3 separate regions of the Mus musculus genome follow, and all the other regions are linked to region 2. Evidence: chromatin loops called from intact Hi-C (ENCODE). Cell type or tissue: left cerebral cortex. All regions are shown on one strand.

Region 1 (5,000 bases), 89 kb after region 2:
AGTTCCAGGACAGCCAGGGCTATACAGAGAAACCCTGTCTTAAAAAACCGAGAGAGAGAAAGAGAGAAAGAGAGAGAGAGAGAGAGAGAGAGAGAGAGAGAGAGAGAGAGAGAGAGAGAATAGCTTACATCTGGGTCATATGGAGGCATTTTTCTCATTTCCCTCCTTCAGATAACTCTATCCTGTGTGTCAAGTTGGCATAAGTTTACACAGTAAGTCGCAGTGATAGCAATTGTCTCTCTCCAAGGGTAAACCCTGAGTGAACTTCTTCTCAGCAGGAGAATCTACTGGGGGTGGACACACTGCTGGTGCTCACCCTGCACGCCGCCATTGCAGAATTTCACCTGAGAGTGCAAAATGTCAAGACCGCCGTTTGTGAGTGGCCCCCTGGGAACCTAGAAAGTTCCGGCTCTGAGTCGACCTATAAATATCAAATTGTACTGACTACCTGGAAGTCTATGCTGAAATTACAGCAACTTTAAAGGAGCTAGAAAGATTAGAGGTTATTTGCTCAACCCGAAGGCCTTTCTTTCTTCAGCTTGGTGTGTGGCCTGTGAAGATGCCAGACAGCTCCTATAAAAGACTTCAGATGAAGAGAGCTAAGTAAGGTCGACCCCATCTACACCGCTGTGGCCAGCACTACTAAGTAAGGTAGTTACCATGTCTATGCCACTGTGCCCAGCACGGCTCTTATGCCAGAACAACAGATACAAGTAATGGCATCTCTCCATGTGGTGTTGGAACTTGCGAACACACCTATTTTCCTTCTTTCTCTTTTCTTTCTTCTTCCTCCTCCTCCTCTTCCTCCTTCTACTTCCTTCTCTTCCTTCTTCTTTTCCTTCTTCCTCCTCCTCTTCCTTCTTTTCCTTCTTCTACCTTCTTCCTCCTCCTCCTCTTCCTCCTTCTACTTCCTCCTCTTCCTTCTTCTTTTCCTTCTTCCTCCTCCTCTTCCTTCTTTTCCTTCTTCTACCTTCTTCTTCCTCCTCCTCCTCTTCCTCCTTCTACTTCCTCCTCTTCCTTCTTCTTTTCCTTCTTTCTCCTCCTCTTCCTTCTTTTCCTTCTTCTACCTTCTTTTCTCCTCCGTCTTTTTGTATTCTCTGAGTTGCTGAATCCCCAGGGGTTATTTAAATTCAAAGGAGTCTCTACCACTCATGCAAAATTACCTGCCACACTGTCTATTTGTCAAGGGAAGGTGGCTGGAGACCTTGCTTTCTCCTCCTGCTCTCTCCCCTAAGTGAAAAAGTTTCACAACACGTCTCTGAAAGACTTCGCGGTGTGCACCTCAGGGAAGCAGGATGGGCAGTCAGTCCACAAAAGGCAAGGGCGAGCTCCTCTGTGAAATTCTAGATCTTATACTCCAGTAAGAGGGGTATCAATATCACACCCAACAACTTAGTAAAAATGTACCACGTGCTGTAAGTGCTAAAATAGATAGATGGCTCAAGAGGCTCCTGAGTAAGCTAAGGTCCTTGCAAGATAACCTTAATGGCCGTGTCCCTTTGTGTTAGAAGTCACCAGATGTTCGGGGGACTATGGAAAAAAACAGCTTGAGCAAACAGTTCTAATAGCGTTTGGGTCCTAGCCATGGAAAGGGAAGGAAGCTGGCGCACAGTACTAAAACAGCAACTGCTGGATGAACGTGGAGCATTCCAACAGGAAGGGCCCAGCATCCCAGTGACAGCGAAAGCTGCATATCCAAATAAAGGCCACGTCTCTTTCTCCGGTAGCGCGAAATCAAACTTGCCAGAGGCGGCTCGCACTTTTTACAGCAATGTGGTGCGGTGTTTGCAAGTCCCGTCGCCAAGGCCGTGCAGGCTGTGTTGGCACCAGTGTTCTTTCAAGCTTCTAAGCCGCCCCCGGGTAAGTGAACCAAGCGCTAGGAGAGATAAAGTGCTAAGAGGGACACCATCTGTCTGCAGAAGGGGAGGACACCAAACGGGACTGGGTGGCGGTCGAAATGCAAATGAACACTGACACCGTGTGGCTGGAGAAAGGAAGCAAGAAAGCGAGAAAGCGTAGCCAGCGGACTGAGATAAGAGACAGCAGAGTGGAAAGTACCAGTTTCACTGGTAGTGAGATTTACCCTGTGACAATCCATATGGACAGTAGCGGGGCTGTATTCGGAGGTCTGACTTTATGGCTGGCCCAATGGGAAAAGAACCAGGTGGATGCTCTTTCCACCACTGTGGGGCAGCAGATCTTGGAGGACATATGTAACAGAGTTCAACAGGAATCAGTGGTTTTCTATGTGGCTGGCAGCCCATAGCTGGTTGAGGTTTGAAAATCGGGAAGCAGATGCCCTTACCAAGCTACAAGCCATCTGCCTCCAGAGATCACTGGAGGCTCTTATCTACAGTCTGGCCACAGTGATTTGGCACACACTGGAAAGTAGCTAGAGCTACCAACATTCCCATGAAATAGTCTGCTATTCTGCATGGTAACAATAAATGTGAGGCATGTTCCAAATTAAGACACGGAGAGACTATACAGGGTCCGTATATGTCAGTAAGGATACAAGTCGGTGCTCACCTGTGTGGACACTGCCGCAAGTCCATTGTCTCCAAGCCTTAATGCCCCAGTCTGCTAACCTGGGCCTAGTCTTGGAAGCCTCTACCCTCCATACAATATTATGTAGGCCTAGGATGTTTTCAGCCTCCGAAACTTGCTGCTGGCTAAGCACACCCTTTCTTCTTCCTTCTGAACTCTGGCTGGTTGGTTCAATCTAGCTCTTCTGACTCAAACTCCTCTCTCTCCAAGCTGTCTTCTCTCTCAGTCTCTGAATTGCTCTGCTGTGCCTCAAACTAACAGTAGCAATGTTCTAATATGGCTTCTTCTCATTTTCTGGCTCACTCTGTCTTTACCTGTCTCTGTACAACTGTCCTGGTAAAACTGTGTCTTAGTTAGAGTTTCCATTGCTGTGAATAGACACCATGACCAAGGCGAGTCTTATAAAAGCAAACATTTAATTGGGGCCGGCTTACAGGTTCAGAGGTCCAGTCCACTATCATCATAGCAGGAACTACGGCAGCATGCAGGAAGGCATGGTGCTAGAGAAGGAGCTGAGAGTTCTGCATCTTGACCAGAAGGCAACCAGGGGAGACTGGCCTCCAGGCAGCTAGGAGGATGGTCTCAAAGCCTACCCCACAGTGACTCACTTCCTTCAACAAGGCCACACCTACTCCAAAAAGTCCACATCTCTTAATAGTGTCACTCCCTGGACCAAGCGTATTCAAACCACCACAAACTGCCTCCTTCCTCTTTCTCTCGCTCTAGGCTGCTCCACTCTCCTTCTCAACTCTACTGTACCACTCTCTAGGAACGCTACTGTATTCCTGTGCTGAATGCTCCTCTTCCTCTCTCCTTGTGAGAGTTGGGAGTATCCTATCTGTCAGATCTTTCTCTGATTCGTCACTTTTTCTGCCACTCAATTAGACATCACTTTCAAACATGGGTGTTTCCTTCTACAGACGAACTTTACCTTCATTGTTTGGATTAAAGCTGAGAGCTATGGATGTGTTTATATTCCAGCCAGAGGGATTAAAGGTGTGTGCTAAGGGTTGAGCCACAACCTAACTAGAAACCAGCTCAGATATCCTGTAACAGAAAACTTTTAATCAGTTAATGTGTTGTGCAGCAATCCATGAGTGAAGCACACTGGGTCTTATCCAACTCAGCGGTACCCACAGGCACGGAGAACTGATAATGATTGGGGCACTCGCTTCACAGTCACAGGGCTAAAGGGACCAGGACTAATTGTACTTCCATTCATTTTACAACTATACACAGGCTGTATTGACTGAAATAATTATGGGGTTATTAAAATGGAAATATAGGGTGCTGAACAGATGGCTCAGCAATTAAGGGCATTTGCTAGGACTTGGGTCACTTCACAAGACCAACCTCATGCAGCTCACAACTGCTTGTAACTCCAGTTCAATGGGCCCAATGCAGACACCGAATGCACATGGTATTCATACATACACTTAGCATGTGCGCGCACACACACGCACACACATTAATAAAGAAATATTTACAAAACCCCAACGATTAGAATTTGAGCAAAGGTATGCTGCAGCAGAGGAAAAGTGTACCCCTCAGGGCTGGAGAGATGGTTCTGTAGGTTAGAACCTTGTCACTAAGCCCGATGACCTGAGTTTCTCCCCCAACCCGAGGATCCATATTATGGAAGGAAAGAATTCTCTCTTACAGGTTGTCCTCTGATCTCTACCCTCATGAACAAGCAAAAAAATAAAAATAAAGAAATGTACTTTTTTTTTTTTAAAGACAAGATCTCACTATATAGTCCTGGCTAGCCTGAAATTCTCTTTATAAACCAGGTTGGCTTCAAACTTACAGAGATTCATTTGCCCTTGCCACCTGGATGCTAGGATTAAAGGCATGAACCCCACTATAGCCACCTAATGTCTTTTTTTGTGATGAGGAGCAGGGTCTTACTATGTAACCCTGGGTGGCCTGGAACTGGCTAGGTAGACTAGGCTAGCTTTGAACTGGAATTCTGCCCATCTCTGCCTCTCCAATGCTAGGATGAAAGGTACACAAGATCAGAGTGCTCTCCTAACTGTTGGATCATCTCACCACCCCTAGACAAAAGTAGTTTCTAAAAGAAGGCACACCCAGAAGCTATAAGGCTATTGGATGGAAAATCCCGTATCAGAAGTGAATTGCTTCTGTGAGTTGTTGGCCCCCGAGGCTCTACATGCTGCAGAGATTATTGGCGCTGATGTTGGTTGTATGCCAGAACTAGATGTTAAGTTCCCATTGCAAAAGACAGTACCTGCTTTGGCAGCAGAGTGTGGAGAAATCCATGAGTCTGAGCTGGAGGCTTCTTCTCCCCTGATTGATTTCCTAGTCCTGCAGGGCACTGGCTGCGGAGCAAAGCTGGTTGTTGACAGTCCAGCTCAACAATGGACCCTGTGTGCTACACTACTGTCTTATTTAGGGTTTCTATACCACTATGATAAAACATCATGACCAAAAAG
Region 2 (5,000 bases):
GTCTTTGGATTACATGAACAAGAAAGAAGAAATAACAGCGTGTAGAACTCTTTCATGGCACACTGTGATTTTAAAAACATTAGTTATAAGATTTCTGTAAGCAGCTCTCGAAAATCAAGTAGATTTGGAAAATGGCATCTAAAGTCTTAGAAACCCCGTGTCAGAGCGGGTGTAGCCCTGAGGTAAAGCATCCTGCCCAGCTTGCTGGAGGCCTGGTCCAGATCCTCAGCCCTACAAGCAAGAATGCCTATAAAAAGGTAGGAACACTGACTTCCAATGTGCACTCCCAGCGCATTATCTACAGGCCACATTCAGTTTTAGTGGTAGTTCTAATAGCTCAGGCAGAGAAAAGAAACCTATCACTTGTGAAGTTAAGTCCTCTTACTCTACAGTGTTTCTCAAGGTTCTCACTGCAGAAACTGTGCAATGGTTCTCTCATAAGTATTCACATGAATTGGAAATAACATCTTTAGGCTTATTAAGCTTCTGTCTAAGTATTTATGAGCACCATATGTGTGTCCATGGTGTTTAGAAGAGGGGTTGTATCCCCTGGAACTGGAGTTACAGGTGGTTGTGAATGTGGGTGCTGAGAACTGAACCCAAGACCTCTGCAAGAGCAACTCTGCAAGAGCAACAAGTGGTCTTAACCGAGGAGCATCTCTCCTGCCCCAAACAGTATCTCTTTAACTATACACACTCGACACTCAAAACACCACTAACCCAACATAAAACTGTACACTAATTCATACTGATCAATGGACTGACTTTAACAAGGACCCAAGTTCCATTATGTTCCTCTCCTTCAGTAAAAGTTCCTATTCAAAAAGGCATTTAAACGCTGCTCAATAAATTGTGATTTCCCTACTTTTGAAATGTGTAAAATATGCCTCAGCCAAAACACACTATTCAGCGTTATTGTTATATAGCACATGCAGTTCTATCAGTCCAGATTTTATTTATATTTAAAGTTCCGTTAAATTTAGAGATAAACATAATTTTTCCTCCAAACCGAACTGCTTTGTCCACCAAACTACCAATTTCAAGATCCCTAAAAACAATAGGTGCAAAAAGACTGTTCTGATCTTTTACAGCACTACCGTTTGGTTACAATTTCTCATCTTCCAATCCGACATCGATGGAGATGTGAAACAGAACCAGAGGAGGGACCGCATGCGCTTATAATTTCGGTAAGCAACAGTGTTCGAGCAGTGCCACATCGACCCGAGGCCCTCGCTGCGCTGTCTGCTAGCAAGTAAAGCTGCTTTTTCTATGTAACTTAAGTCCGTGCCCTTCCGCTGCAGCAGTGGCGCAGCACATCCCCCACCCCCGCGGCCACTTCCGTGTTTACACTCCTCTTCCCTCCAATTCCATGCGTACATTGTCAGCTTCACTCCCGCCCAATCTTCATTGGCCCGGCTCGGGCCCGTGGTCCCGCCCCCAGAAATCAACGTTCTTATTTGGAACAGCTCAGGGCGCAGATTGGAACCTCGGGCCTGTCAATCGCGCGCGTTCTGTCCTCTCCCAGGCGCTTCCGCTATGGTGGGAGGTTTGGGGGAGGGGAAAGGGGGCAATGCCGAGCCGAGACTTCCCCGGGGCCAGGACGCCCTCCCGCCCGCCCCGCTCCCCGCTTTCATCTTACTGTGGACCAAAATAAACGTCCCCCTCCGCTGTCCCGCAGCCCCGGGCCGGCTGCGCGGAATACACCCGGTGTCCTTCCCGTCCACCCTCAGTCACCCGCCCCACGAGGGAAGGAAGGGCAGCAGCCCGGTTCCCCCACGGCCGCCGTTAGCCGCGGCGGGGAGGTGCCGGGTCGGCGGCGTCCCACTCGGCACCGGGAAGTGGCCTCGGGACCGTTACTCGGGCGCCGCTCCGGGAGGGACGAGGCGGGAGGCCGGGCGGGCGCGTTTTGGCGGGTAGCGCCCGGGGGGGCCGCGGCGTCCATGCGGAAGTGGCGGCTATAGGAAGTGAGAGGCGAGGGCGGCGGGCGGCCAGCGCCCCCGGCCGCGGGCAGGGGCGGCCCTCTCGGCCGGACAGCGTGGCAGGCGGCGGGGACAACAGCTCCGCTCACTTCCTGGTTCCCCGGCAACTGGGGCGAAGCGCGCAACTCGCCCGCGCCGACTCCCCAACTTAGCCGCGGCTCCGCGCCCGGCCCCTGCCGCTGCCGCTGCTGCGCCGCCGCCGCCGCCGCTCTCCCCGGAGCGACAGCCCGGATCCGAGGCAGGTTACTCTCCAAGGTGATCACTTCCTGATTTGTCGCCTCCATTACTTCATTCACTCCCCCCTCTCCGCGGCCGCCCGGCTGCCGGAGACGGACACCGGACCCGGGGCGCTGACCGCCCCGGGGGACGCTCCCCGCCCGCCGGGCGCCCCCTCGCCCGCTGCACCGATGCACGGGAGAAAAGTTCCCCTGTGCTTACCGGCCCGGATGAGCAGATCCAGCTGGTTCGTGGGTCCCTCATGCAGAGACGTCGCCATGTTTATCCCGGGGCTGGAACTGCTGCTTCACATTGACTTACACCCTGAGCGGCGGCGACAGGGGAGAAGGCGGAACCCGCGGCCGGAGACACACGCCGTGCGGGCGGCACACACTCACGCACTCGCACACACTCCGACGCCCGGATCCTTGCGCGTCCTCCGACAGGAAGCGGCGGCCGGCCCGCCTCCCGCCGCCGGGCTCAGCAGCCCCACCACCTAACGGCAGGGGCGGCGGCGGCCCCGGCTGGCAACGCGATCCTTCCGCCCCGCGCCCAGACAGGAAGTCAGTCCCGGGCGCCGGCAGCCGGCGGCCGCACGGACACCTGAGGCTGGGGAGCCGCAGGCCGCCCTCGGGGACGCGGGCCTCGCCTCGGCAGGAAGAGGCGCGCTTCACGTTCTGCGGAAGCGAAGTCTGCAAATGTCCCCTCTGGAAAAGAGCCATGAATCAAATTTTTCTTCCTAGAAAAGACCTCATACCTAGTCCCGCAGCTGTACACGGAGGTGGCTTTTTAACTTGGGTTGGCCTTCCCGGCGCTTATGCAACATACAATCAGTTCAGTCGAAAGAACTGCACTTTAAAAAACTTGTACCTAGAAAATATTCTAGAAGCATCACTAAGGAAGTCAGGAGTCTCCAACTACTTCAAAAACTGACTTGGTCCTGTCTTCTCGACAGAAGTCAGAGTACACTAGACAGGTAATTAGTAAACAGAAAAGAGCCGCCCGGCAGCCTCGGGGAGACTGGAGTCGCTGGGTTTGCTGGTCATGAAATTCGTGTGCCCTCTCTTGTATTTGCTTGACTTGGACAAATGAACGTATTCGTTCATAGCTTAAAGATATCTTCAGACAGCTTTTAAAAAACTCGTTTACCTTGAAACTGGCCTTACAAATACACACTGTAACAGGAAAGGAAAATAATGGCCAATTAGTGGCTATAAATTAGTGGAAATACAGGGAATAAGACCTAATTAAATGCCTTGCCTGTTTCAGAATTTCTTAACATAAAAACTGAAATAAAATGTCATTCCGAAGTTATTTGACACACGTTTTATGTAAAATGCACCTCCAATACATTTTATTCTTCGTTCAATAAAAGTTGCTGAATAAAAAGTAATCATCTGTAATGGTAGGGTTACAGATTTTATCTCAATTAACTGCATATAAATAAAGTTTGACAGTAATATAACGCGATATGGTTTTATAAGTTTACCCAGCACCATTAGATGGGTTTACCTAAGACTGCCAAGCATAGGTCAAAAGGAGTCAGCTAACTGATAGCTTTTATTTTTTTCTACTATCATTTTGAAATAAGAATCTCCCATTGACAGGCAGCATCTTTTAACAGTTTCTGTATCAAGAAAGATAAGGAATGCCAAAGGGTAATTGGATGGCTGTAGGCAGATCAATGAAACCGATAACAAATCAGAATTTCTGCTCCAGTAGCACATTTTCCATGTATTCTATTTAGTAAGGAAATGGAAACCGAAGGGGTGTGTGTGGTGTGTAGGTGGTGTGTAGGTGACAAGTCAATGGCTTAAGGACAATAAAACAGATTTCTCAATATAGGACCAGCTTGAAGTCTGACAACTTAGCTGACTGCATTTTAGGTATCTCGGAGGCAACGTGTATGTGTATAAGCTTGCGTGTGTGTGTGTGTGTGTGTGTGTGTGCTTTGCTGAATGTACACCCTGATTATCTGCATCATTGTCTGACTTACATTTAAGCACCTAGAGAATAGAAGCTACATATATCCTTGCATAATAATTTATATACATAACATATGTACAGAGAAAATAATGCAAAAACACTGGAAAACACAATATCTCTGTACATTTAGAACATATGAAAGCACAATGCCTCTAATCTTAAGGCAAGTCTACCCTGCCTTAAAAACAGGCTTTCGAAAGCCAACACTTTACTGCGAATAATAAGTAGAATGGCCTGCTACTAGAATGTATACAGGTACAAACTGGCAATATGGCATTTATCAAGAATCTAATATATATCCTTATGAATACACAAGCACATTTGCATTTTTTCAAGTCTCCATAATCAAACAGTTATAAGCAGAATTTAACTAAGTATAAATACACAGCTTTTATAATATATACCTTAAAATAAACTCATTCTGCTAATAAAACTATAGAAAGACAATACTGTATAAAAATTACTTATAAGTCCTGGCAGAGCAGAGAAACCAAGTAATCCTAACCTTACCTCTCACCAAATAAAAGCCTGTGTGCTAAGTACTTTCTTTACTTTCTTATATTCTGCCTACATCCCCACACAGCAGACATTACTGTTCCATTCACTGAGTGCTGCAGGAGCTCAGGCTCCTCGCTTAAATAACTACAAAAGGGTCAGAATTTGAACCCAGATACCAAATATTCTTAACCTCACGCCAGGAACAAGAGTAACATCCTACTTCTGTCATAAAATTTTCTCATTACAGTTTCTTTTTTATAGCTCCTCCTCAAGGATATGTAGCTTAATCCTGCTCTCCCTGGACAAACAGAATAAAGCTGA
Region 3 (5,000 bases), 140 kb after region 2:
AAGGGGATTAAAAGTAGTCAAGGGAGACAAGATGGTAAGGGTATGTATGTGTGTGACTATGATTGAAATATATCATGTACATGTATAAAAATAATGAATACCATTATTATGTATAATTAACATGCCAATAAAACCTTACAATTTAAAAAATTATTTGTACAATTTGAAAAAACAAAATTTGCATTTAGTGCTGTGGGTATAGCTAGCTTAATGGTAGAAGTGCTTATCTGGCCAGGCAGTGGCGGCGCATGCCTTTAATCCCAGCACTTGGGAGGCAGAGGCAGGTGGATTTCTGAGTTCGAGGCCAGCCTTGTCTATAGAGTGAGTTCCAGGACAGCCAGGGCTACACAGAGAAACCCTGTCTCAAAAAAACAACAACAAAAAAGTGCTTATCTGGCATGCATAAAGCACCAGGTTAGCTCTTCAACAGCACACACTTGTAGAAAAGCTATTTATTTACTTACATCTTTGTATGTGAAGGATTTTCTTCTAGGCTTATCTATTTTATATGCATGAGCCTTTTGTCTGTGCGAGCACCCTGTGTATACCTGGCCTCTTCAGAGGTGCTGGGACCCAGCCTAGGTTCTCTGCAAGAGTAACAGGTCATTTCCCCTATGAACTCCCTCTCCAGCCCAGAATTCACTTGTTATTTATGTGTGCCAACATGGAGGTTAGAGAACAACTCTTTGGAGCCTTTTCTCTTTTTCCATCTTCATGTGAGTTCAGGGGTCAAATTCAGGCTGTCAGGCTTGCAAAGTAAGTGCCTTAATCCACTGAACCATCTCACCAACTTAATTTTCCTAAATCTTTAGAGAGATTAGTGTTCAAGGATACCCCAGGATTTGCCTGCTCTAAGCTTGCTCCCTTTTTGGTTTTTAAGAGATCGAATTCCAGGATAGCCAGGGAAACACTGGGAAATCCTGTCTCAAAACAAAACAAACAAAAACAGACCTAAAGGAGCTAAACTGCTGCACATCTTTATGACTCAGGATGCACAGATTACTAGAAGGTCCACATGAGATAATCAAGGGTAAAATGGCTCTTGTGACTCAATGGCTTGCCATTTTGTAAAGTTTTATTGTTAACTGTAATGAAACGTCTGGATCCTCTTCTCTCTCAGGCCTGACCTTGCTCAGTGGAGTCTGGCCTCTAAGGATTGAGGATTTCTGTTAACAGGCAGTTCAACAGATACAACCCTAAGCATGAATTAGAAGCCAACTCCAGGAGTCTCGGCCCTCAACTCCACCACATTAAGGTGACTCACACAGCCAGTTCCTCAACCTCGCATTATATGACTTCAGCAATGAAATAAATATACCTCAACCTTCAGAGGCTCCTTTGGCAGTATAAGTATGTCACTTCGGATCTGGCCAACACCTTTCCTGGCTATCTCTAGCAATAGTCAACAAAAATCACTGATACCCTAGCCAGCCGGGGCCCATTTCATAGGTCAAGCTCTTAGAGGCTTTTCAAGATGATTAAGCCCTCTTTTTCGGATCGGTTCACAAATTACCCTTCGCTCCCTTCTGTACACAATACAGGCACTTGGGCCTAGAACCATTATACCTCTTCTTAAAACATCTCCATTTTGGCACTTGATACTCAAGCTATGATGACACCATCTGGGTGAGTCTACCCCACCGAGAGAAAGGCAGGCCGGTCTAGCGAGAAGGGGCAGAAAGTCTGTTTCCAGAGAGGAGGCGGCGGCGGCGGAAGCGTCATTGGCGGCCCTCCCAGGCACACGGCACTGGCAGGACCGGCAGAGCCAACTCTGAAATCCGCGGCTCCGCAGGCCGGCCCGGCCTCCGCGTTCCCGGCAGGCTCCGGTGCATCGAGGGTGGGGAAGAGCGGGTCACCGCGCCTGCGCGTTGGGAGGTGTGACCCGGGTGGGAAAGCCCTCCGAGTCCGCCATTTTGGCTGCCTCTGTCGGTCTTTTCAGTTACCACGTGAACCGCCGACGGAGACCCGGGAGGGGGGAGGTGGCGGCGGCGTTAAGTGAGAAAGGGGGAAAAGGAGGAGAGAGAGAGAGAGAGAGAAAAAAAAGAAAAGAAAAAAAAAAAGAGGCGAAGGGAGTGTCAGGACAGGGCGGGCGCGGCGACCCCGGAGGCCTAGTGGCGGCGGAGTGAAGGCTTCAAGGCTGAAGTGAGCTCGGGAACGGCAGTGGCGGCGGCGGGCGGACAAACGGACTGAGCGAGCCGGGCGGTGGCGGGAGCCGCGGGAGGAGCCGGAACCATGCCGGCCGTGAGCCTCCCGCCCAAGGAGAACGCGCTCTTCAAGCGGATCTTGGTGAGTGTGAGGCGGCGAGCGGGCACCGGGGATGGTTTCGCTGGGAGCCGGGCCTGTCAGCCCCGAGCCCGGGCGGGCGAGCGGGCACCCGGCCACCCCGCGGGGACCCCACCTCGGCTGTGCTGGCTGGCGGGGCGCACTCTCAGCTCTCGTCTCGCCCCGGGAGCGCCCCCACCTCCGTCCGCGCGCCGCGGCCCGCGGGCTTCGAGGCCTCGGTTCCGGACTAGGCCCCGACTCCCCGGCATCCGCACGGCTCGGCTGCCGTTTACCCTCCTAGAGCGAAGGGAGGAGCAGCCTGGCCTTGAGCGGGGCAGCGGGCCGCACGGGCCGGGAGTCGCGGCCCCGCTCCGGACAGGGATTCTGCCGGCTGGTCGGGGTGGCACCCTCGGAAGGAACAGGTGGTGTGGCCGAGGCAGGGACTCATTCATTGCTTGAAAGCACTTCTCCCTCTCCGGCCCCGTCCCTCCCTCTTCCTCCCCATCTGGGATTCACCGGTCCCCGCCCGGCCGGGGGTCACTGTTGGACTCGAAAGAATGGACTCTTGTAGAAGCGGAGGCTACTCTGTCACCTCCATCCAGGCACTTGCATACTTGATCCTGCAGCCCCTCGGCCTCTTTTTTTGGGAGTGGGAAACGCAGCATTTGTTTGTTAGTTGGAGAGCAAAACGGCCCCACCCCGACACCCTTCTCCGGGAGGTGGGACTCATTTCTAGGGGCGGTCCGGTAGGAAGTTTCAGTACAGACTCCCCCTCCACCCCTTACTCTGAAGTTTTAAAAATAGCGGTGCAAAAACTTAGCAGGAGATAATAGAAGTGTCTTCTAAGATGGATCTTGTTGACGCTATCTCAAACTCATCCCCTGTGCTTCAGATGTTTGCGGTTTGCATAAAAATACACGCAGTGATAACTTGCGGGGGTATGGGCTTGAATCTGTTTACATTGTAAACTATGCCCTGCTTTATCGGCTCTGTCATTAATACATTGTAGCAGTTTTTGTTGTTAGTGTGAGGGTAGCTTCTTTTATACAAACTTTTTTGTGCGTGAAAGAATTAAGTGTATTCGCCAAACTTGACTTGAATTTTGGAGTGTGTGTGTGTGTTAGCCTTTTAGATTGCAGTTATAATTCGTTTGACAACAAAATAAGGAGATTAGATATTTGGCTTTTTCTTTTCTTTTTTTTTTTTTCTTTTTTCTTTTTCTTTTTTCTTTTTGGCTATTTATGGGCCAGAGAGATGGCTCAGTGGATAAAAGCAGTCATTGACTGTTCTTCCACAGGTCCTGAGCTGAGTTCCCAGCAACCACATGGTGGTTCTCAACCATCTATAGTGGACTCTGATGCCCTCTTCTGGGGTGCAAGACATTCAGGAAATAGAGCACTTATATACATAAAATACATAAATAAATCCTAAATAACCATTTATATTGAGGTGATTGATTTTACAGAACTATCCATGTAATCAATTTGTGTAGAAAAACATATTAGACAGTCACTTCCCGTACTACTTAATGGCGTTTTGTTTTCAGACCTTTAGAAGTCTTAAGTGGATTTGTAGCATAGTTTTTTGTTTTTAGTGTTCTGAGACAGATCTCACTTTCTGTAGCCAGGCTGGACTGGAACTCTTGGCAGTTTTTCTGCCTCAGCATCCCAAGAGGTGGGATTACAGATGAGAACTACTATGCACTTCTTGTGACAGTTCTAGAATGATTTTATTTTTTTATGTGTGGAGAGGTCAGAGGGCAACTTCCAAGAGTTGGTTCTCTTCCACCATGTGGGAGTTCCTGAGATTAAACTCAGGTCAACAGATTTGGCAGCAAAAAGCTGGGCTTAATATTGTCTGCCTTTAATCCCAACACTTGGGAGGTGGAGGCAGGAGATATTTGTGAGTTCGAGGCCAGCTGGCTCTGATACGGAGATTCAGGAAAGTCAGATATACAGTGAGACCCTGTCTTGAAAAAAACAATATAGGAATAGATTTGGCAGCCAGTGGTTTTTTTTTTTTTTTTTTTTTTTTTTTTTCCCTTCCTCACTGAGCATCTTACCAGCCAAAGACCAGTTGCTGTTATTTTTCCTGTGCTGGAGATCTCACCAGGGCTTTAGCATGTGAGCAGGCCATCCATCTGAGTTATTCCCAAGTCTTTTAAGACTAAGTGATGTGAGGGTAGAACTATATAGCATAGTTTTCTTTCAGGGCTTACCCATCCAGTCCCTTTGCTCCCCTTTCCCTCCTATTCTCCCTTATAATGCTGGAGGTTGAACCCTGTGCTAAATACAAGCAGAGATGTGCTTCCAACTCTCCCATTATACTGACTGGGCTGTGTGTGTGTGTGTGTGTGTGTGTGTGTGTGTGTGTGAGAAAAATCAAGAGTCCCAAAAATACACTTAACCTGAAACAAAGGAAAGCCTCAGACTATGCTTCACCCTTAGGAATAGAGACATGGTGGCTCACAACCATCCATAACAAGATCTGACACCCTCTTCTGGAGTGTCTGAAGACAGCTACAGTGTACTTACATATAATAATAAATAAATAAATATTTTAAAAAAAAAGGAATAGAGACATTGCCTTGTACAGTTGTAATATCATTAACAGATTCTTTTTCCTAATACTCAAGTTTTCCAACTGTTAATGACACCCTTTTATTGTTTGGTTTTTCTCTTTTGAGACAAGGTTTTACTTTGTAGTTCAGACTGGCTCCCCAGTTCTTGGTATTCCAC

Evidence for each region. Hi-C counts contacts between places; a loop is a spot of excess contacts. Peaks named below come from ENCODE experiments on the same cell type or tissue, not always from the same donor. Only the 100,000 strongest peaks of a DNase experiment are listed, where the experiment ranks them.
Region 1: a loop joins it to region 2, with 3 times the contacts of the local background. A loop is called at or near these places in 30 of 42 quality-filtered maps.
Region 3: it touches region 2 in a loop (2.7-fold over the local background); 4 of 42 quality-filtered maps call a loop at or near these places.

The regions. Positions count from the first base shown.
Region 1 is chr3:51,363,462-51,368,461 of GRCm38, forward strand. No RefSeq gene overlaps it. Among named protein-coding and RNA genes, the nearest start is that of n-TPagg5, 6.6 kb to the left of the region's middle. In left cerebral cortex, CTCF peaks have their summits at 1,987 and 2,191; a DNase peak (open chromatin) is centred at 1,885; H3K4me3 peaks cover 768 bases.
Region 2 is chr3:51,274,788-51,279,787 of GRCm38, forward strand. The region is part of intron 4 of Elf2 (E74-like factor 2); the gene reads right to left. It overlaps 4930577N17Rik (RIKEN cDNA 4930577N17 gene), which reads left to right and starts at 1,974. Exons shown (of 1, transcript NR_073429.1): 1 at 1,974-3,620. In left cerebral cortex, CTCF peaks have their summits at 1,282 and 2,703; DNase peaks (open chromatin) are centred at 1,435, 1,966 and 2,620; H3K4me3 peaks cover 2,517 bases; H3K27ac peaks cover 2,124 bases.
Region 3 is chr3:51,414,091-51,419,090 of GRCm38, forward strand. Naa15 (N(alpha)-acetyltransferase 15, NatA auxiliary subunit) reads left to right here and starts at 1,926. Exons shown (of 20, transcript NM_053089.3): 1 at 1,926-2,286. The coding sequence starts at 2,233. It overlaps LOC108168868 (a long non-coding RNA gene), which reads left to right and starts at 2,293. Exons shown (of 2, transcript XR_001783830.2): 1 at 2,293-2,684; 2 at 4,954-5,000. In left cerebral cortex, CTCF peaks have their summits at 2,133 and 3,593 (motif pointing left); DNase peaks (open chromatin) are centred at 1,853 and 2,717; H3K4me3 peaks cover 2,480 bases; H3K27ac peaks cover 2,055 bases.